2 separate regions of the Homo sapiens genome follow, and region 2 is linked to region 1. The links are chromatin loops, found by intact Hi-C in ENCODE. Cell type or tissue: PC-9. All regions are shown on one strand. Each heading gives the region's core, and the rest is flanking DNA. Links, peaks and the distances in the headings are about the cores only.

The links. Peaks named below come from ENCODE experiments on the same cell type or tissue, not always from the same donor. Only the 100,000 strongest peaks of a DNase experiment are listed, where the experiment ranks them.
Region 2: a loop joins it to region 1, with 3 times the contacts of the local background. A loop is called at or near these places in 70 of 110 quality-filtered maps.

What each region holds. Positions count from the first base shown.
Region 1 is chr10:94,436,244-94,452,143 of GRCh38, forward strand. It overlaps TBC1D12 (TBC1 domain family member 12), which reads left to right. Exons shown (of 13, transcript NM_015188.2): 2 at 5,653-5,776. Among named protein-coding and RNA genes, the nearest start is that of TBC1D12, 42 kb to the left of the region's middle. In PC-9, for the core only: a CTCF peak has its summit at 8,282 (motif pointing left); a DNase peak (open chromatin) is centred at 8,258.
Region 2 is chr10:94,345,953-94,361,852 of GRCh38, forward strand. NOC3L (NOC3 like DNA replication regulator) reads right to left here. Exons shown (of 21, transcript NM_022451.11): 2 at 15,713-15,900; 3 at 12,131-12,263; 4 at 11,222-11,379; 5 at 10,583-10,639; 6 at 9,011-9,141; 7 at 6,944-7,105; 8 at 6,358-6,451; 9 at 4,161-4,336; 10 at 3,298-3,426; 11 at 473-604. Among named protein-coding and RNA genes, the nearest start is that of NOC3L, 9.0 kb to the right of the region's middle. RefSeq lists enhancers at 11,994-12,659, 12,660-13,325. In PC-9, for the core only: no CTCF peak of the experiment used is centred there; a DNase peak (open chromatin) is centred at 12,729; H3K4me3 peaks cover 743 bases.

The sequences.
Region 1 (15,900 bases), core at 3,772-11,771:
TCCTGCCTCAGCCTCCCAAGTAGCTGTGACTACAGGCGCGCGCCACCACGCCCAGCTAATTTTTGTATTTTTAGTAGAGATGGGGTTTCACCATGTTGGCCATGATGGTCTCGATCTCTTGACCTCATGATCCACCTGCCTCAGCCTCCCAAAGTGCTGGGATTACAGGTGTGAACCACTGTGCCCGCCCAGGTCCTTTATTCTTTAACATAAATTTTTGAGTTTCCTTCAAGTTCCTAAAAAATCTTGTTGGGTTTCTGATGGGAATTGGATGAAATTGATAGATAAGTTTGGGGAGAATTGATATTTTTATGATAGTGTTTTCCTTTCTATAAATGTGAACTATCTTTCTATTTAATGAGGTTTTCTTTAATGTGGTTCAATAATGTATCATTTCATTCTCTCTATAAATTTTTATAAAACTTTGGCTAGATTTCTTCTCACATACCTTGTATTTTCTTGCTATTATATCTCTTTAGATTTTAAAAAATTTCCAGCTGTCATTGATGATACAAAGTCAAAATTGCTTTTTTTAAAAAAAGAAAAAAATCTTTTTTTTTTTTAATGCTTTAATGCTTTTTAGCCTCCCGAGTAGCTGGGACTACAGGCGCGCACCACCACGCACAGCTAATTTTTGTATTTTTAGTAGAGACGGGATTTCACCATGTTGGCCAGGATGGTCTCTATCTCTTGACCTCGTGATCTACCTGCCTTGGCCTCCCAAAGTGCTGGGATTACAGGCATGAGCCATCATGCCCGGCCTCTCCTTCATTCTTGAAGGATAGTTTTGTTGGATATGGAATTTTTGGTGGACAATTTTTTTTTTTCCTTTCTGACCTTTAAATATGTAATCTTACTTCTGGCCTCCATGGTTTCTGAAGAGAAATAAGCTGTTAATCTTATTGAGGATCTCTGGTTTTGATGGTACCTCTCACTTATTGTTTTCAAAATTGTCTTTGAGTTTCAGCAGTTTGACTATAATGTATCTCAGTGTGAACCTCCTTGAGTTTATTCTGCTTAAAGTTGTTGAGTTTCTTGGATGTGTAGATTATGTCTTTCCTCAGATTTGGGAAGTTTTTGGTTATTTTCTTTTTTTTTTTGAGACAGAGTCTCGCTGTGTCACCCAGGCTGGAGTGCAGTGGTACAATCTTGGCTCACTGCGAGCTCCGCCTCCTGGGTTCACACCATTCTTCTGCCTCAGCCCTCCGGAGTAGCTGAGACTACAGGCGCCCGCCACCATGCCTGGCTAATTTTTTGTATTTTTAGTAGAGATGGGGTTTCACCATGTTAGCCAGGAAGGTCTCGATTTCCTGACTTTGTGATCCACTTGCCTTGGCCTCCCAAAGTGAGTTATTTCTTCACGTATTTTTTCTGCCTCTTTGTCTTTCCCTTCTCCTTGGTCTTTTATGGTACGTAGTTGGTACACTTAGTAATGTCTCACAGGCCCCTCAGGCTCTGTTCCTTTTTCTTCATTCTTTTTTCTTTCTACTACTGAGAGTGGACAGTTTCAATTTTCTTATCATCATATTTGCCAGCTCTTTCTTCTGCCTGCTCAAATTTGCTGTTGAGTACATCTGGTGAATTTTTTATTTTAGTTGTTTTTCAGCTCCAGAATTTGTTGTGTTGCTTATTATAATTTCTGCCTTTACTGGTATTCTCATTTTGTTCATACATTTTCCCCCTTTATCCTCCTTTATTACCTTTCGTTCTTTGTCCATGGGTTTTTTTCTTTTTCAATCTCCTGGAGCTTTTTTTTTTTTTTTTTTTTTTTTTTTATGAAATTGACTTAATGTCTTTGACTAGTAATTACTTTGGGCTTCCTCAGGGAAGATTTTTGTCAAATTCCTTTTTCTAGGGAATGGGCCATACTTTCCCGTTTCTTGGTATGTTTTGTAATTTTTTGTTGTTGACAACTGGATACTCTGAGTATTATAGTATGGTAACTATAAATCTGTTTCTCCCACTCCTCAGTGATTGCTGTTTTTTGCTTGTTGAGGGCTGAAGCCACCTGTTTGTGACTTTACAAGCTATTTTCACAAAGTATGTATTCCATATTGTGTATGGTCACAAGTTTTTGTTCTGTTGTCTCTGTGGCTAGCTGGTGACCTGACAAAGATTTTCTTAGATATCTGGCTCCAAAAAAGGAGATCAAAAAGGTTTTACCTTTTTTATTGTTCTAATAATACTTACAGTGAAAGCCACTGCTGTGGAGAGTAGTGAAACTGATGCATGTGCCTGCATCACTCCCTTAGGGCCAGACCAACCAAAATGTACAACCCTAAATTTTGAAGGACATGATCCCTACTGTCCCTCCTGGCACCGGTTAGCAACTCCAGGAACATGGGCTGCTATCCCCACTGCCACAAGAGGTGGTGGGTGTGGTGGTGGTGGTTGTGAGGAATAGGGGAAGGTAATTGGTTTATGCATGCTGCTTATTCATACTTATGAAAGATCGGTAGCCTCTTCCTTCATCAAGCACTCCCCTGGTTGTTAAAAGGGTTTGGTCAGTTCCTAGAGTTCTACTAAAGTACTTGATTCCAGTTACTCTTAGTTTTTTTTTTTAACTCTTACTTTTTTTGAGACAGAGTCTTGCTCTGTCTCCCAGGCTGGAGTACAGTGGTGCGATCTCAGCTCACTGCAACCTCCGCCTCCTGGGTTCAAGCAATTCACCTGTCTCAGCCTCCTGAGTAGCTGGGATTACAGGTTTGCGCCACCATGCCTGGCTAATTTTTGTATTTTTAGTGGAGACAGGGTTTCGCCATGTTGCCCAGGCTGGTCTCGAACTCCTGACCTCAGGTGATCCACCCGCCTCAGCCTCCCAAAGTGCTAGGATTACAGATGTGAGCCACCATGCCCCGCTCCAGTTACTCTTTCTAGCTCAACTTTTACTTTGGTGGGGAGACTGACCCCTAGATCTTTCTATTCTGTCATTTTGCATCCATGATGTCTTTTGAAGTTCAAATGTTTTAAATTTAGTTAAGCCCAGTTCATCAACTTTTTCTTTTGTAGATCATGTTTTTGTGTCATATCCAATAATTATTTTCTTAAACCATGGTGACAAAGATTTTTTCTTGTGTTTATTTGTGTGGGTAGATAGGAAACCTTTAGGGTGCAGGCAGGTCACGTAGGAATTGTAGAGGGAATATGACTTGATGAGAACTGTCTGGCCTGTGTGGGGCTTGCAGAGGAAATTGGCACACTGTTGCTGGCAGGAAGCCTTTGGTGGAGTCAATTTTTTTGTTGAGCAGGCTGCAGGAACGCCATCTCCAGGTTGAGGCTGCAGGTTCAGCAAGGCTGCAGGTTTGCTGAGGGGCTGCAGTCTGGGCATCGAGCTAAGCAGAATTTTACTGGATGTCCTCACACTTCTACCCGATCCACTCTGCAGCAGCTGGAAACCACAGGAGAGCCCCTTTCTCCTTCAGTGTCCCTTTGGTGCCCTCTACCCAGAAAGCTTAATAATTTCATGTTTGTTTTAAAGGAGAAATGATTAAAGGAATTTTTTCTGTTATCTTAGAGCATAAAGGTGAATTTGGAGTTAAGAGGTATTAGAAGAATCATCAACAGAAATAATAAAAAGATAAACAAATTGGAAGGAAAATGATAGCCATAAATAAGATGTAGACATTTGTTTAAATCAGCTACAAAGTGTTTTCTTGATAAGTGGTACACAACGTATCAAACATTGTTTAAATTAATAGACCATCCTTTGAGGCTTCAAATTTTTTTCTTAGAAGTATTCCTAGTCCTCAGCATATTCATTATTGAAAACGTTCACCTATTTAGTGATCTTATGAAGTAGAGAATTAAGTCACTGTACATGGTCTCTGAGGTGAAACCTCCAGAGTATCTTAAAGTAGAAATTACTCTAGTGTCATATGTTTATTTCTGTTATACACCTGAGGAAATAAGAGTGTTTATTTCCTTTTCCTTTCTTTTTTTTTTTGGAGGCAGGGTCTTGCTCTGTTGCCCAGGCTGCAGTATAGTGGCAGTATCATAGCTCACTGCATCCTTAACTCCTGGGCCCAAGTGATTGTCCCACCCTAGCCTCCCAAGTAGCAGGGACTACAAGGTGTGCACCACCATGCCTGGCTATTTTTTTTAATTTTTATTTTTTGTAGAAACAGGGTCTCACTACATTGCCCAGGCTGTTCTCAAACTCCTGGGCTCAAGTGATCCTTTTGCTTTGGCCTCCCAGTGTTGGGATTACAGGCATGAGCCACTATGCCTGGCCATTTCTTTTCTTTATTATTGATTAGCCTGCATTCTTTTGTAGGAGTCCCTTAACATTTTTCATTAAAAACTTATTTTCTATTATCACTAATCTGCACTTTTAAGATATATTGATACGGCATTTTGAGTATAGATAAATCTAATTATTTGGGACTTCAATTTGGAACTGTTTGTAATTAATCATATGTGTGAATTAAGAATTTTCTTACTGTTCACTTATAGCTTATGCAAAGGGTTTATATTGAGTTGAATTCATCAGTACCTTCCTAATTGGTTCATTGGGCCCTGGTCATGTTGTTTTGATGGGTACATATGTTGAGTATCATCCCTGCTTACATAAAAAAATAGGTACTTAATTTGGTTGGTTAGGGCATGGAGATAATAGGTAAAATCCTTAATACTTGTGCAGGGTGCACAATGACGCGGAGTGCAATGAGGCGGTCTCGGCTCACTGCAACCTCCGCCTCTAGGGTTCAAGCGATTCTCCTGCCTCAGCTTCCCGAGTAGCTGGAATTACAGGTGCCCACCACCACGCTTGGCTAATTTTTGTATTTTTAGTAGAGACAGGGTTTCACCATGTTGGTCGGGCTAGTCTTGAGCTGCTGACCTCGTGATCCGCCCGCCTCAACCTCCCAAAGTGCTGGGATTACAGGTGTGAGCCATCGCACCTGTCCTGGGTTTTGTTTTTTTTTTTCTAGATTTTTCAGTGAGAGATACTTTCTTCCTTGGTTATATATTGACTCTTTTGTAGTAAGCTTTCTTGTACATAGCTGGCCTAGGAAAGACAGGTTATGTATATATATTATAGCAATAGGGGATTAGTAGATATAATTTTATTATAAATAACAAATTATTACTGTAAATAATATTTATCCAAATATTGTATTACTTAATCCTTTAACTGTTATATAGATTCTTTTAAATGTTTTTGTTTTCAGAATTTTGGCTCTTATTGTTAAGTACATGTACAGTCAATTCTAGTATACTTTGTAGCTGATTTAGACAAATGTTTGCATCTTATTTATGGCTATCATTTTCCTTCCAATTTGTTTATCTTTTTATTATTTCTGTTGATGATTCTTCTAATACCTCTATATAAGCCAGATAGTCTGTATTTTACTTTAAGTTCTGGGACACAGGTGCAGAATGTGCAGGTTTGTTACACAGGTATACGTGTGCCATGGTGGTTTGCTGCCCCTATCAACCTGTTATCTAGGTTTTAATCCCTGCATGCATTAGGTATTAAGCTACATATTCTTAATTGAGCCTTATTATTCTAAGTAATAGTGGTATAAGTAGTAGAAATAGTTTTATTTAAAAGTATTTTTGTTTTTGCCTTGGGAACAAACTTATTATAAAATTACTGTTAAATAGCTCTCTGGTTACAAAAAACACAATTCATGTAACTTTTCTGTGTTTCAGAAACCTTTTTCCAAAAAGGACAAAGGAACTCAAATCAGTTGTCCATAGTGCTCCTGGTTGGAAATTATTTGGTAAAGTCCCTCCTAGAGAGAATCTTCAGAAAACATCCAAAATCATTCAGCAGGTAAGTACTGACATAGCCATGTAGTTTACCCTAGCTTTTCAAGCATTCTTCTTCTTCTTCTTCTTTTTTTTTTTTTTTTTAAACTAACCATATTCTATTTTTATTCTTATTTTTCTAGATACAGACTTTTGGGATTATAAGTATTTATAGGGACCTGCTAAATTTTCTAGAAAAACAGGTCATATATTTTCTGTTATCTTTTATAATTGTGAAAATTCTTCAAATAGAACGTAGACTTTTTTTTTTAACCAGTTATTCCTTGAATAGATTTTTTAAAAACTTAGCTAATCACTCTCACCACATACTGTTTGACTTCCAGTTGAAGTTGGTAGCATTTGTCAGTGGCACAGATGTTCTGAATATTGGTAGTTGTGAACTGATGAAATATTAAAAAGCAAAAACTGAGTAGATTATGAGGTTGAACTCCTTCCTTTGTCACTTTTCTGGTGTCCTCTCTAAACCAAGGACTTTGTAAATGAGAAGAGTTGGTACACAATCTGTTTCTAGTAATTTAGAAGCTATTTCTTCTGATATCTCTGTTAACATCTGTATTCTTGAGTTCTTAAGACTTTCTGATCTTATTTGACTTCTGAACTTTGGCTCTTCAGTACTAGATAAGTGAGAATGGAAAGCAGTGAGACTGGATCAATCTGCAGTGTTTTAAAGTTCAGAGAAGTTATTGCTCAGAAGAAGACATATAGTACATTTCCTATTTTTATCCTTCCCAATTGTAGTTTACCAAATTTAACACAGCTAGCATTTATAAAAACAATCACATGAAGGCAATAATCATCATTCAAATTGGAAAAGATATCTTCCTTTAAAGATTTAATAGTGTTCCTTTTATTGCTCAGAAGAAAAACTGGTTTTCCAAGTAATATGAGAAAATAATTTTAGATCTTTAAAAACATTATTGTAGTTAATTCTTTTTTTCTTCTTTTTGCATTTGAATAAAAGGTTTATTTTTTTCCTCAGGAAAAACAAAGTTAGGGACACACACTATGCTTTTAGAACCCATATTCTTTTGTAGTTGGTCCTAACCCTTCCTGGCACAGCTGTCAAAAGCACTAGCTGTTTAACCAGAACCAAGATGTTCACCCCCATAGAATGTACATGCACGGCACTAGAGGACTGCATGTTTGTCCCTGAGAGAAGCATAAGACAAACAGAAGTTGCTGAGATTGCCGTCTTTCTAAGCAGCCCCTCCCTTTCCCTTTTGAAGGATTTGCCTGAACTATGTAGCTAGTCAGTAGTTAGACCATGTGCCTCCTCCTCTCCCTGTAAACTAACTTAATTTCTTTTTTCAAGAGACTTGGTATTGCTATGTTGCCCAGGCTGTCTTCAAACTCCTGGGCTTAAATGATGATGCTCCTGCCTCAGCTTCCTGAGAAGCTGGGACTACAGGTATGTGCCACCACACCTGGCTTGTAGTTAATTTTCTTTACAAGTGATGAAAATAGTGAATAGTTTATCTATTGGTACTTAAAACTGTGTGCTGTGATCCCCAAGCCATGTGCTCAGACACTCTGGTGTGCTGCACTTAACACACTGGGGTACTGTGGGATATTTAAATTTTTTGAGGCAAACAGTGATATTCCACATCAGTTGGATATGGTGGAGACTGGTAATTAGAAGCAGTACACAGTTCCAACATTAAGTGCTACTACATACTTTTCTGTGGCATCATATCTTTGTGAATCTGTTTTTTCTGAGGTTGCTGTGATAAAAACCAGATACTGTAAAAAAGTCAGCGTGGGACTGGAAATGAGGGTTATGTCTAATCTGATTTTAAGGTTTGAGAAATTGTATACAATGCACAAAGCCACACATGCCCAAATTGGTAATTAATTGCGGTTATTTAAGAATGAGGCCGAGTATAGTGGCTCACGCCTGTAATCCCAGAACTTTGGAAGGCAGAAGCAGGCAAATCACTTGAGGTCAGGAGTTCAAGAGCAGCTTGGCCAACATGGTGAAACCCTGTCTCTACCAAAAATACAAAAAATTAGCCAGGCATGGTGGTGCATGCTTATAGTCCCAGCTACTTGGGGGATGAGACAGGAGAATCGCTTGAACCTGGAAGGTGGAGGTTGCAGTGAGCCAAGATCATGCCACTGCACTTCAGCCTGGGTGACAGAGCAAGACTCCATCTCAAGAAAAAAAAAAAAAAAGAATGAAAGAAAACATATTTCTTTTTTCAATTTATGTGTATTTTTTTTTTTTAGCAGTTACTAAGTGTTAGGAAATATATCCTTATTAAATTGTTTGGACATAGCTACTTATTAAACAGAATCATTAGGTATTTCTTTTGGCTTAAGAGTTACTGTGAAAAAAATCAGAGACACTAAAGGCATTGACCAAGAAAGGTTGGGAACCTCTGCTATTGTGACATCTTAAGTTTTAGCTCCTTTTTTTTTCTTTTGGTAAAGTCTGAAAGTAACGTCTCTCGTCTAGAATGTTTCAGAAGACCAAGTTCGCCCTCTAGAGGCAAAACGGTGGTCTTGCTACTGAAGGTTTATACAGGTATTTTTGATTTTTATGGTAGTTTAAATATGCATGCACATACATTTTTATATCTTTATATAAACTAATGTTCTATGATATTTTCTTACCATAAGTCTCTGAATAAATTACTGGTTGGATAATTATCTTTGCTGATACGCTGTATACCTTTAATCTGCTATTTTCATTTCGGAAAGCCAAGACCTCACATTCTCTTTTTTTTTTTTTTTTGAGACGGAGTCTTGCTCTGTCGCCCAGGCTGCAGTGCAGTGGCACGATCTCGGCTCACTGCAATCTCCGCCACCCGAGTTCACGCCGTTCTCCTGCCTCAGCCTCCCAAGTAGCTGGGACTACAGGCGCCCGCCGCCACGCCTGGCTAATTTTTTTGTATTTTTAGTAGAGACGGGGTTTCACCGTGTTAGCCAGGATGGTCTCAATCTCCTGACCTCGTGATCCGCCCGCCTCAGCCTCCCAAAGTGCTGGGATTACAGGCGTGAGCCACCGCGCCCGGCCCCTCACATTCCCTTTTTTATATATGTGGTATAAAAACTTGATGAGTGGGCCGGGAGCGGTGGCTCAAGCCTGTAATCCCAGCACTTTGGGAGGCTGTGGCGGGCAGATCACGAGGTCAGGAGATTGAGACCATCCTGACCAACATGGTGAAACCCCGTCTCTACTAAAAATATAAAAATTAGCTGGGCGTGGTAGCACGTGCCTGTAGTCCCAGCTACTTGGGAGGCTGAGGCAGGAGAGTCACTTGAACCCGGGAGGCGGAGGTTGCAGTGAGCCGACGTTGTGCCACTGCACTCCAGCCTGGCAAAAGAGCGAGAATACGTCTCAAAAAACAGCAACAACAGCAATAGAACTTCATGAGTGGTCAGGAAAAGAACAGCTCTTTTTCATTTGAGAAGAAGGGGTAGAGTTGAAATGTAGTTGCTGCCTCTGCCTCTGCGGCCCCTTCTCTGATCCTTTAACTGACGATTATTTCTCTGCGCCACTTATTTTAGTTTTCGAACTTTCCAGCTATGTCACAGCTATTAGTATATGTTTTAGTGCCCTTTTTGTGGTTATGTTTGTTCTCTGGGAGGCATTATGTATAGTCAAGTCATTTTTCTTCTGACCTTTTTCCATCTTCAAAATATGTATCAGCTGGGTGCGGTGGCTCACACCTTTAATTCTAGCACTTTGGGAGGCTGAGGCTGGTGTGTCACCTGAGGTCAGGAGTTCGAGACCCGTCTGGCCAACATGGTGAAACCTGGTCTCTACTAAAAATACAAAAATTAGCTAGGTGTGGTGGCAGGTGCCTATAATTCCAGCTGCTCGGAAGGCTGAGGCAGGAGAATCACTTGAGCCTGGGAGGCAGAGGTCGTAGTGAGCCAAGGTCGTGCCCTTGCACTCCAGCCTGGGTGACAAGATTAAAACTGTCTCAAAAAAAAAAAAAAGTATTACTTTTACCATGTGATGGAACATGTTTCTACCTCTTGCTTTCTACTATCTCTGCTTCAATGTGTGTCCTCTACTCCCTATTTGTCTAATTTTGCTGTCCTCTTCCCTGCAATTCTCATTTTTCAAAGTGGGCATGATTTTCTTTTTATAGTAATGGTAAATTTACAATTTTATGTCTCTGTTTTAACTTAGAAACATTTTTTCATAGCACTGATTTTTGAATTCTCTAGAAGATTATGAATATAAAACTGTATCTGAGTTCCTTTACCATGTATGCTTTCAGATAGATGTTATTACGTTTGGAATCAGAAACCGAAAGTGAATATAGTATCAGTAAAGCCATGAAGAATGTTAGGACACTTCTGTCATGTTTTGGGATAGGTTCTTAAGCTGTTAAGGCTTTAGGAAATGAAGAGGTAGCTGGTAATTTAGGTGTGAAAAACTGCTTGGAGAAATGATGCCTCACTTGCTTTTTGAATGGTAAAGCAGTAAGATTTATTAGGAGATTAGAGTAGTAGTATTTCATTGGCTAATAACTTTTTAAAGCAGGTCTTCAGAAAGAAGTTGTTGATTCTTTTAAAACATTTTTTGAAAAAAAATTTTTTTTTGGAATGTGGGGCTCACTATGTTGCCCAGGCTGGCCTCAAACTCCTGGGCTCAAGCAATCTTCCCGTCTTAGCCTCCTGAGTACAGGGCACTACAGGCGCACACCACTGTGTCCTGCAGAGTTGCCATATTTTTAAATATGTTATTAAACCAAACATTTCTTTAATGGAAAGACATCTGTAAGATTACACACTAAGTAAAGAAGAAAAGATTTAATTTACAAAGTTTTTGCTGGGTGCGGTGGCTCACATCTACAATCCCAGCACTTTGGGAGGCTGAGGCAGGTGGATCACTTGAGGTCAGGAGTTCCAGACTAGCCTGGCCAACCACATTTCTACTAAAAACACAAAAGAATTAATGGCCATAGTGGTGCTTACCTGTAATCTCATCTACTTGGGAGGCTGAGGCAGAAGAATCACTTGAACCTGGGAGGTAGAGGTTGCAGTGAGCCGAGGTCGTGCCACTGCACTCTAGCCTGAGCTGTTTCAAAAAAAAAAAAAAAAAAACCTTTTTTATGTATTATTAGTGACACAAATAACACATGATTATATTCTCTTTATAAAATATAAAACATAGAATGATATATCTCAGTTCACTTTCCTTTCACATTTTTAGGCCTTTTAAAATTCATTTTTTTGTGTGGAAAAAACACGTAATTATTTTTACATGTATATATTTTGCATATGTGGAATTATATGTTTTTTTCTATTTCAAGAATGAAATGTCACCATATTTAATTATATAGATGTGTATATATATACACACACACACATCTATATACAATTTAACTTTACATGTTTTGTACCTGTATCTTTTCAGAGATATTTGGGTTCATAAGTGAAAGAATCTGTTAAATATTTTAAAACTTTTTATTCCTGCAGTAACTTTTATTACAAGTCTAATCAATTTTAGTGCTTTCCATGTTAACAGTAAAGAAACATAAAAAACGTTTTAGGATTATAGCAAAATCAAACTGACTGAAGTTAACTTGATAATCAATTCCAAAATCACAAGAACATTCCTAGTATTACTTTTTGAGGATTATCACATGTGTTCTCTTGCAGATGTGAAATTCCGCTTGTGGCCTTTTGAACCAGTTGGTGAGCCGTGTTAAAAATTGAATCTGTTAATTATAAATAGTATTTCAGTTATATCGTAGTTCAGTTGACCTGAGTTTTTTGTTTTTTTTTCTAAATTAGTAGGTAAAGTTGGAATAGCTACATGGTTTGTCTTAGGAACTCGAAACTGCAAGTGAGAATGATTTCAAATGAACCATGTTATATGTAATTATGATACAATTGCATACTAGATTGAATATGCACTATTTATGCATATTTATGTCAAACTGATAATCTCTCAGTGAAACTTACCTTTTTTTGCTAGGCACTGCTTTTATATTGGCATCTTTAATGTGAAAACGAAATTGTAGTGCTTAGATGATCAAGTTTTTCATCAATACACATGCCATTTTCTGGTAAAGTTTAAGTTGAGTGGTTGAATCAGTTTCACATAAATTTTGACAGGCAAGGAAAAAAGTTGTAAGATACTGATTTCTTAATCAGAGAGTTTCAAATTGTCTAAAAGTAGAATAGATCACTTTCCTCAGTTAAGGCTTTGCTTTTGAAATTTTTTACTGCAGGAACAACATTATGGAAAGGACTAGCATACATGTGTTTTGTGAGCAGTAGTTAAATGTTAAATACATAACACTTAGAACATGTTGGGGCTTAATTTTCTGGTTTCTGATTTTATTGGTATGTGTAATAGAGTATTTGAAAAGTTTATTGGTTTTAATTATGCTTAAATATAGATATTCTTGCTGTAAAATTTGATTACTGCAAAAACAAAACAATTATTTCACTGATGTTAAATTGTAGGGGGACTGGACTGTGTTCAGAAGTTATTCTTTAAAAATTTTGTTTTTGAGACAGGATCTCACTCTGTTGCCCAGGCTAGAATGCAGTGGCACAATCATGGCTCACTGCAACCTTGACCTCCTGGGTTCAAACGATCCTCCCACCTTAGCCTCCCTGGTAGCTGAGACTACAGGTGCATGCCACCATGCCTGGCTAATTTTTTTATATTTTTAGTAGAGACAGGGTCTCACTGTGTTTCCCAGGCTGGTCTTGAACTCCTGGGCTTAAGTTATCCTCCTGCCTAGGCCTCCCAAAGTGTTGGGATTACAGGCATGTGCCACCATGCCTGGCCCGAAAAGTTTAAAAAATTGTTACACTCTTGCATGTTTTGTTTTCACCTTTATTTACCTCATCTGTTATCACCTTGAAAAGGTAGTGAATAACTACACTTCTAGTTGCGTGTGTGTTCTTTATTGATGGTTGATAAATTATTATGCATTTCTGTGTATAAATGGATTTCATAAAAAATAATTTGTGTGGTCTAAAGATTGGAGAGGTACTAGTAATATTTCTGGGCCTATGCTTCTGGGAGAAGGGAGAAGTATGATCCTCAAGAGAGAAGCCTAAATTATTAAAGAAAATTAAAAGAATAAAGATAAGTTTTCACAAATTAAACGGTAGAATTTGAGGGGACGTTTTTTCATTTTATCAGAAACAGAGACTTGGAAAGGGTTATGTTTGAAAATACTCTGAATATCTATATTTGATTACAGGAATACTGTTTTGCTTATCAACATTATATTAAAAGTTGTATTCATCCTGTCTTTATCTCAGACTTGTATATTATAGCAGGCTTCAGACTAAACAAACAAGATTGTGCTGGTAACTTTGCAAAAATGAAGTTTACTACGGTACTCTTATATGCCAGAAAGTGATGAAATGCTTTGCCCCGAGACTGCAATTGAGCTTGAAATATAGGATGGGTTTTTTGTCTCCTAATTCATAGATCTGGAATAAAATTTATAATCTATAAAGACATCATAATCAGCTAAACCCTGTCTATCCCAAGCATAATGGTTTCCTCAGCTCTTAGATCAAGTTGTGTAAGAGACTCTATCTTGGGCAGACATGGTCTTGAGATAGTAGAGGTGGGGAGTTTTTCTGCTTCTGAAACATTATTCTGGCTCTCTATAAATTGTTCACAGCATATAGAAATAGAAGGATTTACTCACTAATGTGGTTTAACACTAACCCCTTTAAGGGGAGTGTTCCTACTGTCCATTGAAACTCAAAGTCAAGTCAGTTAATGGATATATCAGGGTATATATCAGGCAATTTTGGCTCTCTCCTTGTCTTTGAAGGAGAAGCTTCTATGCTACTGTTCTTTCTTCTTGTCAGTCCCCATATTTTATTTATTTAGGCAGCTATTCAAAGATTCTTGCCACCCTCCCTTTGAATCCAGTCTGATCTTTTCACATATTTCCATCCTGGTACACTTCTTTGGTAAATCGCTTTCGCTACAAAACGCAAGGCATCAAAGTGTGGTAGAATACCATTCTGCTGCCAATTCAATGTGTGACCTGATATTAGCAAACTCTAGGCTTTTTCTATAGCAGAACTTGAAGGACAGAATTCTTGAATTGATCTTAGATTTCTTAAGATTTTCTGGCTTATTTCCATGAATTCTTTATTCAAAAAATACTATGTATAATGCAATAGGTATAATTTAGGTTCTTGGTGCATATATCTATATCTATATCTACATCCTAGCCTTTGAGTTATTTCAGTATAACTGCAGGGGACAAGGGGTAGAAGAGAATTTCATATGTAACTATAATATTGTGTTTTAAGTGCTTTAGTGGAGTTGTGACAGGGTATGAGAGTACAGTTGAAAGAGTGATTTATTTTTCTCAGAGATGACATGCAAATTGTGTTCCTAAGTGTATTAGTAGGAATTAAGCAGGCAGACAAGATGGGGAAAGCCATTCTAGATAGAGGAAATTGAAAAAGCAAACAGGAATGAATAGGATCTGTTTAGCTAATAGGACAGTATATCAAAGATACAGGGTAGATGGTGAAGGCTCATTAGCCACGAGGCTAGAGAATTGGGTTTTATCTAAAATACTTTTAAATGAGGTACTGAGATATCAAATTTATGTATTAGAAAAATAATTCTGGAGGGATTATAGGAGCTGAATTAGAAAACAGTAACGATCGAGCAATCCCGCTACTGGACATTTATCCATACAAAAGGAAATCAGTATATCAAGGAGACATATGCAACCCCATGTTTATTGCAGAACTATTCACAATAGCCAAGATATGGAATCAGCCTAGGTATCCCAACAACAGATGAATGGGTAAAGAAAATATGGTATATATACACAAGCATATACTATTCAGCCATAAAAAAGAATGAAATCTTGTCATTTGTGGCAACATGAGTGGAACTGGAGGACATTATGTTAAGTGAAATAAGCCAGAAATGGAAAGTTAAACACCACAAGTTCTCACTTACATGTAGGACCCAAAAAAGAAAGTTGATCTCATAGGAGTAAAAAATAGAACAGAGGATACTAAAGGCTGGAAAGGGTAGGAGGAAGGTGGTGGTGGGGAGTGCATGTTAGGGAGAGATTTGTTAAAGGATAAAAAATTATAGCTAGATAGAAGGAATAAGTTCTAGTGTTTCATACCACTGTTGAATGACCATAGTTACCAATAATATACAGTTTTAAATAGCAAGAAGGAGGATATTGAATATTCCCAACACAAAGAAATGATACATGTTTGAGATGATGGCTATGGTAATTACCCTGGTCTGATCACAATACATTATATGTATCAAAACATCACTATGTATCCCATAAGTATGTAAAATTATTATATGTAAATTAAACAAAAAATCTTAAAAAGGTTATAAAAAACAGTGGGTTTGAGGACAAGTTTATTAAGATTTTTTAAATAATAATCTATTCTGATTTGCAAACACATTGGATGATTAGAACTACCTAGAGAATGTGTTAAGAATACATTGGCTCCATACATTGAGTTCTTAATGTCAATTTTGTGTGTTTTTAATTCTTGTGTTCCTAGCTGGTTCTTTTTCAAATCTGCTGTATCACTTTTTACAGTTTACTGTTCCCTGCTGAAATTTCAAGCTTGGCCTTTATCTCCTTGAATATAGTAAGTAAAGCTGTTTCATATGTCTGGAAATTCCAGCATCTGGAACTCCTATAGGTCTGCTTATATCAAATATTATTTCTGCTAGTTTTTGCTAACAGGTGATATCTTATCTCTTTGTGTGCCCAGTTACCTTTGCTTGAGTACTGGATGTGAAAACATATAATATTTGAGACATCATGTATGGAAGACAGTTTGAAGGCTAACATGATGTCATCCTTCAGAGATTTGATGAATGTTTCTTGGGCATTATATGTGTAGCTTTTGGTCCATTCATGTGAGGCAAAACTCAAGTGCCAACTCTTTTGATCATTTTTTTAAATTATTAAGTTGTATAAGTTAGTTTGTGGTTGTTAAACCAACTTTGCATTCCAGGAATAAACTATGATCAGTCACAGTTATTATTCACCTTGCATATTTCTGGATTAGATCTGCATATATATATTTAAATATATGTATTTAAATGCATATATATTTAAATATATGTATTTAAATTCATATATATTTAAATATATGTATTTAAATGTAAAAACTATG
Region 2 (15,900 bases), core at 7,739-15,738, 86 kb before region 1:
TTAGCCCCGTTTATCAAAAAATAAATAAATAAATAAATAAAGTTTCCAAAGTTTCAGTAAATAAACAAGCGGCTGAAATTTCAACCCAAGTTTAAAATACAAACCAACAAAGAAACAAGATTCAATTAACAGAAACTCACTTTGCTGCCAACTTCACGTGAATGCATCTTTTCTGTTAAGGAAGGAATCTGTGTATCATAACTCTAAATTGATCTAAAAAGCCAAAGGATAAAAGCCAGCATGGCAAAAATATCTTTTCATCTATTGCTCTCCTTGCCAATCATTATCAGTTAAAACTGATTTAAGAAAACATTTCTTTGCAGTAACAGGAAAAGATAAAATTCTCTAAATGATGTATTTCAAAACTTTTATGTTTATGATTTAACTATGATTTTTACATGTGCCTATAAGTTTAATCTAAGATCAAATAAACAGAAAATTTAAATGAAACAAAAGGGGAAATAAGTCAAACCTTTCTCTGCATTCTTGATAGAGATTTTCTCTTTTCTTTGAAAGTCATAAATTTTTTTGGTTTATTAATGTCTTCTGTATCTTTTTTCACTTCTACTTCCTTGATTCTTAGGCATAAAAATGTTTTTAACATCTAATATTGGAAAAAAAACACAAATATACAGCTTAATATTTATATTGCCCTCAAAAACTTTACATAGAAAAGCATTTAACAGTGTTATTTCCCTCGTTCATGAAAAAACCTTCAAACATCTTTTATAACATTTTACACCAACTTCTTTTATCTGTATGCTATATTAATAACTTGTGTCTATGGAAGGACGGGAGCAAACATACAAAACGGACGCTAGCAAATACTAACTAAATATACAAAACTTTCTTTGCAGTTTAATGAGTATAAGGAAGAGAGAACACATGCCAACAGGATGACAAAGAGAAAACAGGCCAGGAAAAGGTTTGGACCAGTATGGGAGAAGATACACAAATTGCTGGGCCCTATCCCCAGAGTTTCTGATTTAGTAGGTCTGAGTTGAGCCCCAGAATTTGCATTCTAATTCCCAGCTGATGCTGGTCTGGGGACAAAAATAAAAATTATTGCTTTATGCCATTCAAAAATTCAGAAACTAATTTGGAAACTGGTGTTTTGTGTGATACAGCAAACTTCGCATACTCAAACACTAAGAACAAAAGGGGTTTAAAATGCTACACTTTCTCTGGATGAAATCACCCTACCGACCTCCCGCAGGCACAGCAGCATTCCTGGAAAAAACCTTGAGAACTACAGGTTTGTATTATTTTGATGTTCCAATATGCACATTTGGAAGAAAGCTGAGTATTTGGGATTACACGGCTAAAAGCACAGAATGAAACAAGGAATAACTAAAGGCATAAAGAGTGAACCTGAAGTCATTCTAGGTATCAGAAAGACCAACTCTGAATATTTTGTAGGTACTGTATGTGCTCAAAATATCACCTACCAACGAAAAATAACTCCAAATCAAATGATGTAGTTTTTACTCTAGCATCACGAAAGTTAAAGGGTTTTCCTATGGCTGAGTTTCATGTTCAAGCCTTATCTGATTGCTCTACAATTCTAAGTAAAGATGCTAAATATGCTCTGTTACTTTCATTTAATGTTTATAATTTTAGCAATTCAACTGAAATCAGATTTAAGAAAATAAAAAGGAATCTGATGCCAAAGGAAAACTGTGAAATCCAGAAATAAAATGGTAGAACAGCTTAACACCCAAAACTGTATTACTAAAGACAAATTAAAATATCTAAGACCTCAGTGAAGAAAACTATAAAATTTTACTTAAGAACATAAAAGAAGTCTTAAATAAATGGCAAGATATGATATTCTTGAATAGAAAAAAATCAATTCTGTAAATATTTTAATTCATCCAAACTAATCAATACATTGAATCGATTCTAATCAGATTCTCTGTGTGGACTATTTTGAGGGAAGGAAGTGAAAAATGGATTCTAAACTGCCTGGAGTAATATACTGAAATAAATAAGAATATTGTGGAGAAAAAAGAATAGTCATGTCTTTTATCAATTATACCCTTTCTGATTATTATTGTACCACATACCCAAATATACTATAGATATAACACAATAATTAAGCAGCATTTTATATCAGCAGAAAAAAAATGGTGATGAAATAACTGGCTGTCAGATTATATCAAATATATACATAATATAAATATTCAATATATATTAAACTATATAAAATATATATTCATTACATATATTAAACACAGATATTAAATCTGTACTCATACCACACATACAAAGATGTCAAATGGTTTAAATATTTAAATATAAAAATTAAAATTAAAAATCTCGGAGAGACTCCGTAAATTGGGATTGAGGAGACTATGTGCATAACAAAAAATATAGCTTCATATATAAGGCTGAACACAGAATTAAAAGGCAAAGTAAAAAAGAGAACAATCTGCAACCTATGTAACAAAGAGTTAATATTCTTTATGTAATGCAAGCTCCACAAACAGATAGTTTCGTTTCTTTTGTTACTATTTTATTCCCAGGACCTAAAAAAAGTGCCTGGCACATAGCAGTTATTTATTAAAATGAATATGTACTAAAAACTCATCACAAGTCATTAAGACAATTACTTTAAGAGAAAAACTGACAAATAATAAGCAGGTAAAAAAAGTTTATATATATATAAACTTTTCACCTACCTGACTAACAAAGATTAAATAGTAACATTCTGAGCAGGTAGGAGGGAACTGACACTCATATTCCTAGCAGGAACACAGTGATTAAATGTTTTTGAACAACAATTTGAGTTTGTAAATGTGATTACTGTTGGATCCAGCATCTACATTTTATAAATTTAATTCACAGAATATTCACACAATATGAAAAAATAATATGGCCAAAATGTTCTCAACACTGACTGTGGCAGCAAAAATCTAGAAAAAACTCAGCTGTTCAACAATTAGGGCACACAATGGAATACTCTGGTAGGCATTAGAAAGAATGGGATAACCCTATATGTAAGTTCACAATATAGAAAATGAAAACTGTTCCAGAACAGTTTTCAAAGTATAAGCCCATTTTTTATTTTAAAATATAAGCAAGTATATATGACTATATCTGCAAAGAAAAACATCTAGAAGGATAAATACCGAACTGTTAATAGTATCAAACATTTCAGGAGTTGACATGTTAAACACTTAAGGAGCTTGAATACTTTTTACTTCATACACTTATAAGGAATAAATTCCTCATAACAACTGAAAATCAACTTTGTAATTTAAAAACAAAATGCAAAGTAAAAAAAAAAAGGCTCACCTCTGGCCTAACTTCGTAATTTCTGCCCTTCACAAAACCAGAAATCACTTTAATTACACCAAGAGAAGCTTGGCCTAATTTATCTTGCTTAAAGAGTTTCTTCACAGCTTCACAACACATTTCAGATATCTGAAAAATAAAATGTCATACTTAACCAGTGTTTCTCAACCTTAGCACTACTGACGTTTTGGGTAACAGAATTCTTTGTTGTAGGGGGACTGTCCTAGGATGTTTAAAAGCCTCCATGGACTTTCTCCACTAGATGCCAGTAGTTAAGACTCTATCGCCACCACAGTCATCACAATCAAAAATGTATGCCGACATTGCCTAATGTTCCCTGGGGGACAAATTTGCTTCCTGTTGTGAACCACTACACCAAACTTATGTTCAGATAATTTTCTTCAGATAGACAGTGTTTAATAAATTGACATTATTTTACCAATAAATAACTTCAGAAGAATTTTGTAGGGGGAAAAAAATCACATGGTGTATAATTTTCTTTTTTTATTCATTTATTTATTTTTTTTGAGACAGAGTCTCGCTCTATTGCCCAGGCTGGAGTGCAATGGCGCAATCTCAGCTCACTGCAAGCTCTGCCTCCTGAGTTCACGCCATTCTCCTGCCTCAGCCTCCCAAGTAGCTGGGACTACAGGCGCCTGCCACCACGCCCTGCTAATTTTTTGTATTTTTAGTAGAGATGGGGTTTCACCATGTTAGCTGGGGTGGTCTCGATCTCCTGACCTCGTGATCTGCCTGCCTCGGCCTCCCAAAGTGCTGGGATTACAGGTGTGAGCCACCGTGCCTGGCCCACATGGTGTATAATTTTCTAAGGAGGACAGCAATAACCATTTACAGCAACTCACCAATTTTGACATGTCATTCATGAGAGGGACAATCAATACGATGATGTTGTTGTGAAAGTTAAAATGAGGTAGTGCCACCAACAGCTCACACAAGCTCTTCACAGCGACTTCTGCCAGTCCTTTGTATGCCTTTAAGGAAACTACATTACTTTTCTTCAGCTTCCTCTGCTTCCAATCTAATCAAAAGATAACTGTAGTTACTTTACTCATTGGTCAAAAGTTAAACTAATTGGCTTTCTTTTACAATCAATGTACATTTTAACACACATAAACACACACACACACATTCCCACACCCCTTAAAAAAAGACTTCATATGCTGGGCACAGTGGCTCACACCTGTAATCCCAGCACTTTGGGAGGCCAAGGTGGGCAGATCACGAGCTCAGGAGATTGAGACCATCTTGACCAACATGGTGAAACCCCATCTCTACTAACATAAAAAAAAAAAAATTAGCCAGGCATGGTGGGTGGCACACGCCTGTAGTCCCAGCTATTCAGGAGGCTGAGGCAGGGGAATCACTTGAACCTGGGAGGCAGAGGTTGCAGTGAGCTGTGACTGCACCACTGCATTCCAGCCTGGCGACAGAGCAAGACATCGTCTCAAAAAAAAAAAAAAAAAAGAAGAAGAAAAAAAGACTTCATAATGGTTCGATCTGCTCAGGAAAGGTCCAATATGGAGGCTACTAACTGCCACATATAGGAGTCAATTGAGCATTTGAAATGCAGCTAATACAAATTAAGATATACTCTAAGTATAAAATACACTCTAAGTATAAAATACAAACCAGATTTGAACTTAGTACTAAAAAAAACTGAGAATGTAAGACATTAATTTTTAAAATTTATTACATGTTGAAATGATAATCTGAATATATATAATATACTATTAAAATTAATTTCATTGCTTTTTAGTGTGTCTGCATTTTTTTTAAATGACATATGTGGCTCATGTTATAGTTCTATCAGACAGAGATGGTTGCACAAAGATCCCAGGAGCTTTCCAAACAGTTCAGAAATTCAAAAACAAAAGAAAAACTCCCAGGCCCTCTCACTGGAAGAACAAACACTAATAGGGTGCCAGCTGGAACACCAGAACATAGAAGCAATATCCATACTACCCACCCCCACCCCACTATACTCCACTACCTTTATGCCCTTATTAGGCCAACAGGATTCAGTGGTCCTGTTCCAGCTGACAGCAATGGGTGATCTTAGTAAATAAGCTGGGTAAATGAGCCAATTAGGCCAAATGAAAACACCTGGCCTAGGCAACAACTGTCTTCCCTATTCCTACCCCTATTTTTTCTATGTCCTTCCTTTTCTGAAGAGTTTAAGAGTTTATCATCCCAAATAATTGACTCATAAATCCATTTTCAAGACATGCAAATATCCATTTCTAGTTATCCTTCTATTTATTTATTCATTTCTTTTGAGACAGGGTCTCACTCTATCGCCCAGACTACAGTGCAGTGGCATAATCATAGCTCACCGCAGGCTCAAACTTCTGGACTCAAGTGATCCTCTCAGCTCAGATCTCCAGTAGCTGGGGCTCTATAGGCATGGGCCATCATGCCTAATTTTTTTTTTTTTTTTTTAGAGACAGGAGTCTCACTACATTCCCCAGGCTGGTCTCAAACTCCTAGCTTCGAGCAATCCTCTTGCCTCGGCCTCCAAAAGCACTGGGGTTACAGGTGTGACCCACCACGCCTGGCCTCTAGTTATCCTTCTTCCCTGACTACCATGCCTCCAAATAAAAAACAGCAGAATAAATCCCAACTGTTCATAACAATGTATTTTGTTAAATGCATTGTAGTCAACAAAAATACAACTACTTACTAAAAACTGCAGCAATAATACTAATAATTGATAAAATATAGTGTATAGTACATGCTAGGCACTGTTTAAAGCACCTCATATCTACAAACTCAGTTACTTCTTACAATAATCCTGGAAGGTAAGTACTATAATTATTTCCATTTTTTAGACAGGAAAACTGAGACACAGAAAGACTATGTAATTTTCCCATCACATAGGTAGTAAGTGGTGGAGCCAGGATTTGACCCCTGGAAGTCTGACTCTAGATTCTGTTCCTGACCATACCTGCCTCTCACTACACAACACAGAACACTGTACAGAATTCACCTTCATGATCAAGGCTAAGTATGTTACAAACTTTGAAGATATGTTTAATATACCTTTAACCATTTGTTCCAGATTTTCCAAATAAAACTTGTATTGGCTAACCAGGCCTTCTTCAAATTCTCTTAACTTCTGGGTTTCTTTTCGGGTCTGAAAAGACCAAAAAGGTCAATCATTTTTTAAAATCAGAACATTAAAAGCCCAAAATTAGTATAAAATATGTGTGTCTAGTATACACCCAGTACTATTTAAAAAAACAAAAAACAAAAAACGCGGCAGTCGTTTAGGCCAGGCGTGGTGGCTCATGCCTGTAATCTCAGCACTTTGTGAGGCAGAGGCGGGTAGATCACCTGAGGTCAGGTGTTTGAGACCAGCCTGGCCAACGTGGGGAAACCCCGTCTCTACTAAAAGCACAAAAATTAGCTGGGCCTGGTGGCGCATGCCTGTGATCCCAGCTACTGAGGGGGCTGAGGCAGGAGAATCACTTGAACCCGGAAGGCAGAGGTTGCAGTGAGCCAAGATCACGCCACTGCACTCTAGTCTGGGCGACAGAGTAAAACTCTGCCTCAAAAAAAAAAAGTCTATCTCTCCAAAATGTTTAGTTATTTTAGATAGTAATTATATCTAGCAATCTAGCATTACCTTAGTAGATTTTTCTGCTTCTGTGAGGGGCCGGATTTTATATGAAGGAGTAATATCTTTAAATAACTCCATCAGAGAAACAATTACCAGCTTTCGAACAGTAACAGCCACATCAGGATCTTGTTCCATCAACATAGAACGTAATTCTTTCAATTTTTTAATCTGTTAAAGAAATAGCTTATAAAGCTGGAGAAATCATGACGAAACAATTATGAACAAAAGACAACAGCCCCACATCCGGCAAAACAAGCGGAATTCACACAATGACTCCAAGTCTAGTCATGCCACACCAAACTCCAGACCCTGCTCACTTTACCAAGAGATAAGTCACTAAAGTCATAAAGTAATTGTATTAGTCCGTTCTTGTATTGCTAGAAAGAAATGCCTGAGGCTGGATAATTTATAAAGAAAAGAGGTTTATTTTGGCTTATAGTTCTGCAGGCTGTAGAGGAAGCTCGGTGCCTGCGTCTACTCCTGGTGAGGCCTCAGGAAACTTACGATCAAGGCAGAAGGCAAAGGGGGAGCCAGGGTGTCACAGGAAAGATAGGGGAGGTTCTAAGCTCTTTTAAACAACCAGCTCTCACATGAACTACCAGAGTGAGAAGTCACTTGTTACCACAAGGATGGCACCAAGCCATTCATGAGGGATCCACCCCTATAATCTAAACACCTCCCACCAGGCCCACTTCCAACATCAGAGGTCACATTTCAACATAAGATTTGGAGGGGACACACCTCCAAACTATATCAGTAATCATATTTTTGTCATATAGTTAGAAACATACAGACCTTAAAAAATTAGTTTACATTTATTATTTAGCTATTTTGGGAAATTCTTTTTTGCTGGATTTTCCTAAAGTACGTGTGTCCTATTCTTCTAAAAACGCTTTTCAAAATATACTAAAATGTTATATACATTAACCAAATATATCAGTCATACACATGAATTAATCAGGAATTACATGTAATATAGCCACATTAACTTGAGCTTCAAAGATAATTTCTATGATGGTTTCGACTGCTTTGATGAACTACTATTGTCTGTGAGCACAGGTTCCTGAGTAGAAGATCTGGGTTCCAATCCAGTGGCTGTTAAAATCTGGAACAAATCACTTGGGTTTTTTAAGGCTCAATTTTCCAGCTGTAAAATTAGATCAATCTCTTATGCCTATGGTTTTGTAATGATTGAGAGAATACACATAAGAAATATTCCAAATCTCTCTTCCCTAATTCTGCTCTAGATCTTCCCCTCACTTCATTAGAAAAGGACAAGTACTACTCCAAAGCATTCCCACATGAAATTTGCTTCTATAAATGTAAATAAGCTATTCTATCATTTCATAAACAAATACTTGTTATAATAGTATGCTGGGGACACCAGCATAACAATAATAATAGTATCATTTTATATGACTTCACGTATATTTCATCATATAATCCTCACCACAAAGTTTTGAAAAAGACACTGTCCTTTTTTAGAGATGAAAGAGTCTTGGATAAATAACTTACCCAAAGTCTCACAGATAGTACTTATCAGGGCCAAGATTAAACCTCAGATTTCTCTAGTTCATGTGTTATAACCATCACTAACTCAACGACTATACACATGGCACAATAACACTTTACTTTAACTTTGGCTCTAGTTCACTTAAAATATTTTCAACTTACAAATATTCCTGAACTAATTCCATACACTTCCCCTGTAGCGCGCTTTTTAAAAACTCCACGGGTATGTCAAGCAAATTTGCAAACAGGTTCCTCCTCCCTAATACAATTTTATAAATTTAAACATTTTTAGAGTTATAAGATGTCCAGTATTTTCATATATGAAGATGAGGAGAATAAGATTCAGAGAGTTTAAGTAACTTTTCTAGGATTACAAAAGAAATTAAGTTCAGACATAGCATTAAGCTAAGATTCTGTCTACTCTCTTACTCTAACCCAGCTACTATGTTTAGTTAATGCTTTTCCTTTTAGTGTATGCTTATAGGTAACAAGGGAATCTTAACAATTAGGCATTTACACCATACCTAATACAAAGAGCCTAAAGAAATTAATACTACCTACATTATTTTCTGGATCTGATAATATGGCAGATGCCAAGGCTGCAATATGCATCTTCTTCTCCTGTAATTTCTTCTTTCTCTCAATCAAATGTTCTTCTATGGTCAGCTCTTGAATAGGATCTTCAATGATCTCTAAAACAGATTAGATGTTCCCTTACATATTCCTCTGCTTACAAGTATCCAAGAATCTTAATAAAATATTTTTACAGTAATAATAATAATGACAACAGCTAAGAATTTTGTATTTACTACTACACATCATCTCCTCAACAATACAGGTACTATCATTGGACCCATTTTATAGATAAGAAAACTGAAGCAAAGGAAGAGAAAATAACTTGGCTAAGCTCATAAACCAAAGGAAAATAGGATTCAAGCTCATAAACCAAAGGAAAATAGGATTCAAACTCAGGCAGTCTGATTCTAGAACTTTTTTTTTTTTTTTTTGAGACAGGGTCTCACTTGGTCACCTAGGCTGGAGTACAGTGGCACTATCACAGCTTACTACAGCCTCCACCTCCCAGGTTCAATTGATCCTCCCACCTCAGCCTCCCCAGTAGCTGAGACCATAGGTGAGCCACAATACCCAGCTAATTTTTGTGTTTTTTGTAGAGACGGGGTTTCACCATGTGGCCCAGACTGGTCTCAAACTCCTGGGCTCAAGTGATCCTCCCACCTCAGCATCCCAAAGTGCTGGGATTACAGGCATGAGCCAGTGCAACCAGCCTAGAGCTCATATTCTTAGCTTCTATGATAATAAGCCCAAAATAATTCATATTAATTAACAAATAGGATAATCCTATTTAGTTTTTTTTTAAGTACAGAATATTCTCCTTTGTTTTTAACACTATATATTACTTTATACAAACTAATACTTCATAGTTTTGGGCTACAGAAAAACATGTCCACCTTAGGAAATTCATAGGGAACTAGATTTAATCAACACTAGCATAATCTGTAATGGTTTTATGATGGGTGACTGAAAACAGTTAAACAGTTGACCTGTAATTCATTTTTGCTATTAATGAGGTCTGCTAAGCGAAAGTAAAATTTAACTAGATTGTTCTGTCACAAATTCCAAACTAATATAATTTCAAACAATAAAATGCATTATTTCAGTTCAACTTTGATTAAATGGTCCTAGGTAATAGAAACTGACATTCAATTATATGAAACATATGCAAGTATAATTGTGCTAGAAACAAACCAAAATGACTTCATACTACAGAATCGCTTTTGTAATTTAAAGCTAAAAAGTTAACAGTTATTTGTAAGTAGTCTTTCTCTTACAATTAAAAGGAATTCAGAACAGTAATAATTAACAAGACACACTTCTTGTATGCCTAGATATTACAAATATGATTGTGTAAATTTTTCCATAATCAAAAAAATAAAGAATCTATTAATAATTCCACAAGATGAAGCTTTCAAATGTGGAAAAATGTTCAAAGTGACCTTGAAATGAGCAGTACTCCAAAATGTACCTTCCAGATTTCATCTAAAATTAACTCACATTTACTATTATGCAAAAAAATTCTCAATTAACAATTTAGTAACTGTAAAGACATATTACCTTCCTCAAGTTCCCTCTCTTCTTCTTGATCCTCTTCATCTTTGTTACTATCAGTAACTATATGGAAAACATATGTATTAAAACTGTGATATATACTTAAGTGGTAAAAACTGTAAAGAAATGCTAGGAGGTGATTACGATAAAACTCAGGATAGCAGTTACTTTTATGGGAAGAGCACAATTAGTGATTGAGGTGAGCACAAGGGAGGATTCTGGAAGCTAGCAGTAGTTTTTTTTCCTTGTCTGAATAGTAGTTTTATAGGTATGCGCTTTGTTATAAACCATGTAACTTCACATCTTTGATATCTGAACTTTTCTGTTTTATTTCACATACAAAAGAAGATACATTAAAAAAGAAAGCTAATCAAGAACAGTTAATATGCTCTAATTTTAGAAACAACAAAATTTAGTGAAAAGAAAATCACCTGAACCTTGTAGCTTCAGTTGTCCTCACAGTACAAATTGGTACCTGAGATAATCTATAATTCTGGCCCAAATCATCAAGCTTGCTATAAGACTAATTGAATATTTTCTAGATATGGGTAAAATCAAAGTAAAATTAAATTTTGAGTGAAAAAAAAACATGATATCAGTAAGGGGGTAAAAGTTCAACTAATATTACCAGTTTATTAGACTCACCTGGCTTCTCCCTAGTCTGTGGGATTATACCACTTTTATCTTTGATAGGAAGTAAATGAATCAGTTCCTTCTCTGGTGCAGTTTGCAGAGTTCTTGGTATTTTTTCATATTTATCTATAATGCGTTCATGCTTCCGTTTCTTCGCATGAACAGGCTCACTGCAGGGGAAAAAAAGATCAATTTTCAGTCTTAATAGATCTAAAAAGTTATCTAGAGACCTATCATTTCAAAAGTACAGAAAAACCACCAGCCAACTTTCAATAGGTATATGGATAGTAGCACTTAGGCTAGTGTCTGGCACATAGCAGGCACTCAAACAGCAAATGAATAAAAGAAATGGGTAAACAACCTACCATACAAACTCAAACTTTGGCTACATCCAGTTTTCCCTCTAGATGCAAAATAAAGGTGAAAGTTACAGCAGATTCTTTATGAAGAACAGTTCATAAAACCAAGTGTGACTCTTACTTTCCCAAAATCTTTAGAGTATAGCATAGACTTTGGAGTTTAAAAGGTCCAACTTTAAATTCCAGATACTTGTGACTGCAGGGAACCATCAGTTTCCTCTCTGGAAATGGGAATAAGACCTACCAGCAGGGTAATGAGGATTAAGTGAAATCATAGCCGTAGGAACTCAGAACTGTTCTGCCACTACCTCAAAGTGAGAACAGCATTCTTCCCCCATTCACTCTACTTGACTATTCAGACTCAAAAGAAAGATGTACATTAAATGAAATCAGCTTATCTTATACATGAACCTCCTTTATTTAGGAAATAAGCTAAATAATACTTTATTCTTTGTAAACATTGTGCTCAAAGGTGAACACCTTGAACCACCTAAGTGAAATTCAGAACCAAGTTTTTAACACTAAATGGATATGAATGATTATAACCCAAATGAAGTATTACCTAGAAGAAAGATCTCTTGTTAGAAAAGATACTCTTTGTCCTAAATCCTTCATTAACTGTAAGTCATCTTCATCCATCATATCTAAAGGAAGGGCTTCTTCTTCTTCCTCTTCTTCCCTCTCAATCCTTTTACCTGTACCACACACACACACACACAAAGAAAAATTAGAAACAAGTATCAGAGATGTAGAACTCTCTGCATTTTGGGTTTAAACAGGAAAAGCTTACGCTTTCTGAAGCAATCCTCCCACTCCAGCCTCCCAAAATGCTGGGATTACAGGGAGTGGGCCATGGCTCACAGCTGAGCCCAGTGCTTCTAAATGGAAGAACTACTGATATGCTAGGCAAACAATTCTTTGTCGTACTGGGATGTTCTGAGTCTGGAAAAATGCTAGCATCTCTGACTCCTGCAATCTAAATGCCAATAGCATTCCCAGGTTATTGTAACAACCAAAAACTAAATGTCTCCACATACTCTGAAATGCCTTTCAGGACGTTTGGAAACCAATGACTTAGCCCCTCAGCTCCTTCTCATCTCCAATTACTTTCACTTCGTATTCCATTTCAGCCAGCCTCTCTAATGGCCACATTCCAAACCCTAGTGCTCACCCCTCTCTCTGACCACAAGCTTTTATCCTTCCAGCTCCCATTCAGTTACTTCCACAGCACTTCTTCCTTAACCAATTATGTAACCTTTCAATCCACTGACCACTCCACTTTCTATCTACCTGTGTGTTCTGTCTTCACTCCCTCACTTAGACTGCAAGATTATCACTTCAACCACACTCTTGCCAATATCCTCAACTATTTTTCTTTCAACACTTCAGGCACTCACATCTAACAAAATCCCAACAACAGATCATTCTAACTTCTCTTTCTGCTCACTGTCTGCGTCTTGCTCTCTTTCTCCATCTCCTCTTTTTATTTAAAAAAAAAAAAAGTCAACTAAGTGCCAGGCACTATTTGAAGTGCTGAGGATTCAACTATGAATAAAACAATCTTAGCATCTTTCCTAGTAGAACTTACAATTCTTCCTGACCCATTAAAACTCGTAAATCTTGGCTGAGCGCGGTGGCTCACACCTGTAATCTTAGCACTTTGGGAGGCCGAGACGGGTGGATTGCTTGAGGCAAGGAGTTCAAAACCAGCCTGGCCAACATGGTGAAACCCCATCTCTACGAAAAATACAAAAAATTAGTGAGGCGTGGTGGCACATGCCTGTAATCCTAGCTACTTGGGAAGCTGAGGCAGGAGAATCACTTGAATCCCGTAGGCAGAGATTGCAATGAGCAGAGCAGAGATTGCAATGAGCAGAGCAGAAATCGCCACTGAACTCCAGCCTGGGCAACAAGTGTGAAACTCCGTCTCAAAAAAAAAAACAAAAAAAGACCCTAGTAAATCTTGCTATATAAATGTACACACTGCACAGAATGGCACTCCTATCTACTTTAAATGAGCCTTCTAAATTTAATAATCCCATTAAAAAATGGGCAAAAGATATGAATAGACATTTCTCAAAAGAAGACATACAAATGGCAAACAGGTATATGAAAAGGTGCTCAACATCATTGATCATCAGGGAAATGTAAATCAAAATTACAATGAGATATCATCTCATCCTAGTTAAAAAGGCTTTTATCCAAAAGACAGGCAGTAACAATGCTGGCAAGGATGTAGAGAAAAGGGAACTCTCATACACTCTTGGTGGGAATGTAAATTAGCACAACCACTATGGAGAAAAGTTTGGAAGTTCCTCAAAAAACTAAAACTAAAAATGGAACTACTATATAATCCATCAATCCCACCCACTGCCAGGCATGAATCCAAAAAAAAGAAATCAGTATACCGAACAGATATCTGCACTCCCATGTTCATTCAGCACTATCCACAAGAGCCAAGATTTGGAAACAACCTAAGTGTTCATAAACAGATGAATGGATAAAGAAAATACGGGGCCAGGCGCGGTGGCTCACGCCTGTAATCCCAGCACTTTGGGAGGCCAAGGCGGGCAGATCACGAGATCAGGAGATCAAGACCATCCCAGCCAACATGGTGAAACCCCGGCTCTACTAAAAACACAAAAATCAGCCAGATGTGGTGGTGTGCGCCTGTAATCCTAGCTACTCGGGAGGCTAAGGCAGGAGAATCACTTGAACTGGGGAGTCGGGGGTTGCAGTGAGCCGGGATCGTGCCACTGCACTCCAGCCTGGCAACAGAGAGAGACTCCATCTCAAAAAAAATAATAATAATAATAATAAAAGAAAATATGGTACATGTACACAATGTAGTATTATTCAGCCACAAAAAAGAATGAGATCCTGTGTGCAACAACATGGATGAAACTAAAGGCCATTATGCTAAGTTAAACAAGCTAGGCACAGAAAGACAAATTTCACATGTTCTCACTTATTTGTGGTAGCTAAAAATTAAAACAACTGAACTCATGAAGAGAGTAGAATGATGGTTACCACTGGCTGGGAAAGGCAGTTGGAGGAGATAGGAGTAGGGATGGTTAATGGGTACAAAAATACACTTAGAAAAAGATCTAGTATTTGATAGATAGGATGACTATAGTCAACAATAATTTATTTTATGTTTTAAAATAACTAAAAAAGTATAACTGGATTGTTCGTAACACAAAGATAAATGCTTGAGGTGATGGATACCACATTTACTCTGATGTGATTATTATGCATTGTATGCCTGTATCAAAGTACCTCATGTATCCCATAAATATATACACCTACTATGTACCCACAAAATTAGAAAAAAAAAAAACTTTAGCTGGGTGCTGTGGCTCACCCTTGCAATTCCAGCACTTTTGGAGGCTGAAGCAGGAGGACTGCCTGAGCCCAGGAGGTCAAGGCTGTAGTGGGCTATTTTTGCACACTGCACTCCAGCCTGGGTGACAGAACAAGACCCTGTCTATTTAAAATAATAATAATAATTTTTAAAAAATGGACCTGAGAAGACTGAATAGTTGTCTAATAATCTGATATAGTCAAATAAGAATACCCTAAAAGTACCAGCAAAGTTGTAGAACTAGCCTGACTCAAAATAGTCATATTCCTTACAAGTTTTGAGTACTTAATAATTTTTAGATAGTTTTACAAAATAACCATGACAATTACAACTCAATTTCACCCCAAGTTTCCACATGAAAAGAAAGTCAGAAGTTTAGAAGTGTACCTTGGCAATACTGTGAAGAATGAACCAGAGACAAGCAATGTTCTTACCTTACCTAACTGCTGGTGAATGGCAAAGTGGCAGCACTGGCACACTGCCCAATATTTATGTAACGGAGTACTTTCAGTTTGTTTTCCCAAGTAGTGCATCTTCAGATCTGCCTTCCAGACAAACTAAAAGCAGAAGCTTGAATGAATACTGTATTGAAATGTTTTCTCATACTGACTGTGATAAAGCATATATGCTTTATAGCAGTCCTATAGGACTACTATCCTTACCCACTCTAGGAAGATCTGAGAACAAGAAAAGCGATTACTAGAAAGCAAAGTTATTTCCATGAAGAACACTTCAGAATAAATCAATGGAAACCAGAGCACATGATGTTTTCACAATTACCTGGTCGCTTTTCCTTTGGGTTCTCCAATGGAATGGGTTTCTTAGACACAGCATCTTTCACAGCTTGCCTTAGTTTCCTCTGTTCTTTTCGGTACTTCTTGAGAGTGCTTTGTTGTTTAAACTGCTTATTTTTTAGCTTGTTTTCAAGTTTGACTTTACTAGTTTTTATTAACTTGCGAAAGCTTGGG